Regions from separate parts of the Homo sapiens genome. Here region 2 is linked to region 1. Evidence: read pairs that join two places in POLR2A ChIA-PET (ENCODE). Cell type or tissue: IMR-90. All regions are shown on one strand. Each heading gives the region's core, and the rest is flanking DNA. Links, peaks and the distances in the headings are about the cores only. Region 1 overlaps PDK1 (pyruvate dehydrogenase kinase 1). Region 2 has its middle 110 kb from the start of DLX2-DT.

Region 1 (2,917 bases), core at 173-2,672:
AAAGAAATCAAAGGCAATCTATGTAAAGGAAGATATATGCTATGTCTGGCCAGGTACGGTGACTCACGCTTATAAATCCCAGCACTTTGGGAGGCCAAGGCAGGTGGATCCCTTGAGGTGGCGACACCCTGTCTCTGCTAAAAATACGAAAATTAGTCAGGCATGATGGCGCTCGCCTGTAATCCCAGCTACTGGGGAGGCTGAGGCAGGAGAATTGCTTCAACTCAGGAGGCAGAGGTTGCAGTGAGCCAAGATCATGCTACTAAACTCCAGCCTGGGTAATCTCAGAGCAAGACTCTGTCCTCACCCCCCGCCAAAAAAGATATACGCCATGTTCATAAATTGAAAAGCTATTGTTAAATTCTCCTCAAATTGGTCTAGAAATTTAACACATCACAATCCAAATCTCAGAATTTTTTTAGATATTGATGTTAATATCCTTGCCCATCAGTAGTGACAGAAGCATCGATCTTACCAGCCAAATATAAATGGACTCTCCTTTGTTAAACCCTCAGCAGTCACCCATACAGGACATTCATGTATTAGATTATGTGAAATGACTATAGTCATCCGCTAAATTAATGCAGAACATTAATAATGAAGTTTTATCAGGGCCTTCCATTCACAGGCATAAGAGGTCTTATCAACTGACTTTGATGTTACCTGCCTGGATCTAACCCTGGAGACTAGATCCACATCGACATTCACCAGAGAAAATCACTTGGACCTTGCTCTTTAAGGGGCCACACTAAGTCCTATCTACCCCCCACCACTGCTATAAAGTGCCAGAGCTTTCGGTCTTGGGTCCATGCTTCCCACTGCCAGAGACTTCACTTATTGCCTGCAGCAGACAACATTAGTGAAGCTCTCATTAACCACTCAAGTTTGCTGTCGTCTTCCATGACCTTCCCCATGAAATGGATACAAAGATAAGCATTACACATGGGTATCACTTCCTTGCATTAGCCAATTATCAGGATTTCCACTAGTTATATGTTCACTGGGTAAGATCCTTAAAATTCAGATGTCACAAAGATTAACTAATGGGTTTTCGATCTCGAGGTCATGGACACATCCACCAAGTACCCTGTATATCAGGAATAGATCCTTCTTATCTTTTTTAAGTACTCTAAGAATCAGATTACCAGATCTGTCTTGCCATTTGCTCTGTAACTGGTCTCGTCTTTCCAGCTGGCCCTTTGGGCTGCTAAAAGCAGTTTATCTCACAACCTTTAGTCCTTTGCTACTCAAAGTATGGCTCACAGACCAGCAGCATTAATATCACCAGGAAACTTGTTAGAAATGCAGAATCTCAGGCCCCACTCCAGATCTGCTGAACCAGTCTGCATTTGCTCAAGATCTCCAGGTGATTCGCATCAGGAGCATTGCTTACAAAGATTTAACCTTACTTTCCATTGGTTAAGTGAGTCCTTATCAAGCCAACCCTGATCCAAGAGTAACAATCAAGTTCAGCTGTGCACCACAGCAAATGAGGCATCACCTGATGGTTCTTAATGGGTGGTTGTTCCTATTTGTTGCTTTTGTTGGTCACTGAGAGTTGGTTTTAAGATTAAAGGGACCTTTTTCTCCAAAGGAAGATTTGCCACACCAAAGCAGGAAAGGCAATGGTTTACCAAACAAAAAAACCCTAGGCCCTTTTATAAGTCTAATGTTTACCCAAACACAGAAACATAAGATGTTTCTTTCCTCTATGCTCCAAAATATTAGGTCAGAGTTAGAAAGGAGAATCCATAGGCAGGTAACTTTTTGTTAACACCTTGCAAATGGTGATACTTGCAACGCCTGGCAAATGGTGACGCCTTGGACGTATTACTCAACAAATTTTCCATGGCAGGCCCATGGATCCAACCTCATAGACAATTCCAGTATGTCTGTCTTACATCTGACACTATACGAGGTTTATTGTAACATCCACTAATGGCTTATATAAGTGAGTTAAGCACTTTTAATTACAACTATCCCCCAAAGAAACTGAATTTCCTGTTTCTGTTGATGTGATCATATAGTTTTTCTCCTTTAATCTGTAGAGAGGTAAATTACATATTTTTATTAAAACATCCTCCTGTTCCTGGGAAAGATTCTCCTTTTGCTCATGATACAATATTTTATGCACTGCTACATTCAATGTGCCAATATTTCATCAGCAATTTTTCCATCTATGTTCATAAACAAGATTGGTCTATTAATATTTCACAGTCTTTGCTCAAGTGTAGCTTTGAGATTTTACTAACTTTCTGAAATGGGTTGGGTAGCTTTCTCTCATTTCAAAGTTTCTATAAGACAGGAATTATCAGTTTCTTGATGTTTTGGTAACATTCATCTTTCAAAAATTGTCTTTTGGCGAGGTGGACTTGTGATTACTGATTCCACTTCCTTAGTGGTTGATTTAAATTGTCAAAATCTTAGATGGATCTTCTACTGTTTTCCTAGAAATATATCCATTTCTTCTCCACTTACAAAATTTTTATCATAAAGTTAATGGTATTCTTATGATTATTTTAAATCTCTATTGGTAGTTATGTCCTTTAAAAAAAAATCTAAATACTGTTTATTTGGGCCTTTTCCTTTCCTGACTGGAGGTTTATCTGAAGGGTCCCTTCTGCTGCAGCCTGCAAAGCCTCCATCAAGGGACACCCACTAGCTGGTTGCTGCCACAGCTGTGGCTTTACCTACCCCAGCTAACCCAGCGAGTATTAGTCCATCCCCACACTGCTATAAAGAACTGCCTGAGACGGGGTAATTTATAATAAAAAGGATTGACTCACAGTTCCGCAAGGCTGCAGAAGCCTCCAGAAACTCACAATCATGGTGGAAGGCACCTCTTCACAGGGCAGCAGGAAGAATGAATGCAGGAGGAACTACCAAATACTTATAAAACCATCAGATCTCATGGGAA
Region 2 (2,917 bases), core at 209-2,708, 390 kb after region 1:
TATTTAGTGACTTGAGTATATAATCAAGGATCCAGTTTCTGTCCTTCACTCTGCTCTGGGATGGCGGAGGAGCTCAGATGAAGCTGTTAACCGGAGCATAAACACATGTCCTCTCCATATGTCTTGGGCTTCTCCCAGGGTGGCTGGGTTCCAAGAGGGAGCATCCCCAGATTGAGCATTCAGAGGGACCTAGGAGGGAGCAGCAAGGGTTCTTATGACCTAGTCTTAGAAGTCCTAGAATATAGGCCAGGTGTGGTGGCTCATGCCTGTAATCCCAGCACTTTGGGAGGCTGAGGTAGGCGGATCACTTGAAGCCAGGAGTTTGAGACCAGCCTGGCCAACATGGCAAAATGCCGTCTCTACTAAAAATGCAAAAATTAGCCCGGCATGGTGGCACAAGCCTGTAATCCCAGCTACTTGGGAGGCTGAGCAATGAAAATTGCTTGAGCCCACGAGGCAGAAGTTGCAGTGAGCCAAGATTGCACCACTGCACTCCAGCCTGGGTGACAGAGCAAAACTCCCATCTCAAAAAAAAAAAAAAAGAAGTTCTAGAATGTCATTTCTGCAACAGTAAAGAAAGTCACAAAGGCCAACCCAGATGAGAAGGGAAATAGACTCCACCTCTTGAGGAAAAAGACAACCAGGGTATCTAGGGAAGGAAGGAACTTCAGAGACTATCTACCTCAACATGAAATGTCTGAGCACCGTGGAGGCAATCCCCTATTCAGAAACCTCTCATTAGCTTTCCCTACCTGTGTGCTAAAGACCAAACTCTTGGCCTTTGAGACCGTCTACCTGGTCCAATTTACTATTCCAGCCTCATCCTCCACTGTTCTTTGCCATTCATTACTGCCTAAGTCAACCCTTTGCTTTCCCACCTCTGTGCTTTCACTTAAAACATCCCCATTTCTTCAAAGGCCTTCCTTGTTCACTTCCTCTGGACCAGAGACGCCCTATTAAAGCCCAGCTCAAATCCCTCCTGCCCAGACCTGACTACCCCAGGCTCAGATGATTTCAAACCTCCCTGAGCTCTTTCCACGCCACTGATGAGGTGGCCTTTCCCATACAGCAGTTCATCTCAATGTGTAATATACCATCCAACAGCATGGCGCAGACAGAGAATGGCCAGGAAGCACACGGGCTTCTGCTCATTGTTCTCCTGGGTTTTTCACAACATTTCATTTTAGAGTGTAAAAACAAATTTAAAACTTTGAAGCAAGAGCTAATAAAAATTCATCAGAAAGATAAGGGCTGGAATAATCTCAAAGTTTCATAAAGAAAAATAGTTTACTCAGGCAGTACAGAAAAATCCTCTCGTTTGGCTCTGGCTCTATCCACTGCTCAGCAGTGCTTGCCTCCCTCTAGCCTACGATTTTCATATCCTGTGCTTTCTCTGGGACTGTTTAGCAAGAGTGAGGAATGGAATTCAGCGGGTCAGGAACCTTTGAAAGCTGCACCAAGCATGTCCTGCAACCTGTACAAAATATTTGACAATTGTGTCATCAAGGCAAAAGCCATCCTTTGCTCTGACCCTAGGCTCATCATCTTTTATAAGCACGGAAAGAGGGTTTAGATATGAATCAAACTGAGGCCACTTCCTTCTTTAGGCTGTTTCACAATTTACAGCCTTGAAAACTGCTATTCCAGAGGAGAAAATCTGCTTCTGCCCTGATTGTGTTTTTCACAACATACGTGCCATAAATAGATTCTTCTGCTACCTCAGCCTTTGCTGAACGTTGGCTCCCTTAAGTCAAAAACAAAAACAAAAATAGCCACAGGGGAGCAGTGTCCCCAAAGAGGTCCTTCAAGCCTTCTTCCAGCTCTCAGAGGGGAGTATGCATTCCTATCTAATAATAAGCTATTTTATTTGTCAAGGTCTAAAGAAAAAGAAGCCCACAGCCTCCTCAGGACTAACAACTCTGACTGATAATGCAGCCCTCCTTTTAACCAAAATCCCTCCTGGTGGATCTAGAATTCATCTGTCAGCCCCTTCATGAGCTCCACTGAAGGACAGCACTGGGATCACCTGCATTGCTTCTCCCATGTACCTGGTGAAGAAAACAGATGGCAGAGGAGCCCATCCTCACTGCTGTGACGTGGAGTGGGGAATAACTAACTGGAGATGCCATTGACAGTGTCAGTGAGGGAGGTGGGTATTGCCCCTGGAAAGAAAATTACATAAAGACGTATAGCTATATCTTAAGGAGGCCATTGCTACAGTGCATATACTGTGAAAGATATATACTTCTCCCTCCTATACTAATTTGTCCTCATACAAGATGTCACCTGTGACACTAACCTACCAAGATAAACCCCCAGGAAATTCCCAATTAGGGAACAGGAGAGGGATAGGAGTGGAGAAGGATATCTGGCTCTAAGTCAAGAGTCCCCACCTGTCTTCAGCAATCGGAGTCCTTCCTGCTAGTGTGGAACTGGAGAGCTACGGAACTTTCCAGGGTAGAAATACATTGCTGTAAAAATGGATCAAAGCTCACTTTCAGGGCACAAGGCCACACACCCGTCAGCCATTAACCTACCAAGATAGGAAGCTCAGCAAGGGGGCTGTAATGATGACCCATTAATGATGTAATGATGACCCGTGTAAGCAGCTGCCAGCTGAGTACACGGCTGTTATATGTTTGTCTCAACTTTCACCCCTTGAGTTATGATGAAATGGATGGAACTCACAGAATTCCCCCACCAACAAGTCCCTCTCAGAGAACTCTATTTGTAAAAATACTCTGTTTACCAAAAAAGGTGTATTAATGGCGACTAGCAGAGCCCCAAGTCACTATAGCTCCTGACAACTGCAGGCTTTCTAATAACCCCATTTAACCCAGGCCTCATTGAAAACATGACTTCTGAGCCAAAGCTTGAAAGAGGTTGGGGAATGAGGCAGGGTGCAGTGGCTCACGCC

What was found. ChIA-PET counts read pairs that join two places held together with the same protein. Peaks named below come from ENCODE experiments on the same cell type or tissue, not always from the same donor. Only the 100,000 strongest peaks of a DNase experiment are listed, where the experiment ranks them.
Region 2: POLR2A ChIA-PET joins it to region 1 with 5 read pairs; 2 of 35 experiments call an interaction of 5 or more read pairs at or near these places.

Annotation. Positions count from the first base shown.
Region 1 is chr2:172,601,484-172,604,400 of GRCh38, reverse strand. It overlaps PDK1 (pyruvate dehydrogenase kinase 1), which reads right to left. Exons shown (of 11, transcript NM_002610.5): 11 at 1-2,917. Among named protein-coding and RNA genes, the nearest start is that of PDK1-AS1, 46 kb to the right of the region's middle. In IMR-90, for the core only: no CTCF peak of the experiment used is centred there; no DNase peak of the experiment used is centred there.
Region 2 is chr2:172,207,700-172,210,616 of GRCh38, reverse strand. No RefSeq gene overlaps it. Among named protein-coding and RNA genes, the nearest start is that of DLX2-DT, 110 kb to the right of the region's middle. In IMR-90, for the core only: no CTCF peak of the experiment used is centred there; DNase peaks (open chromatin) are centred at 1,426 and 2,626; H3K27ac peaks cover 206 bases.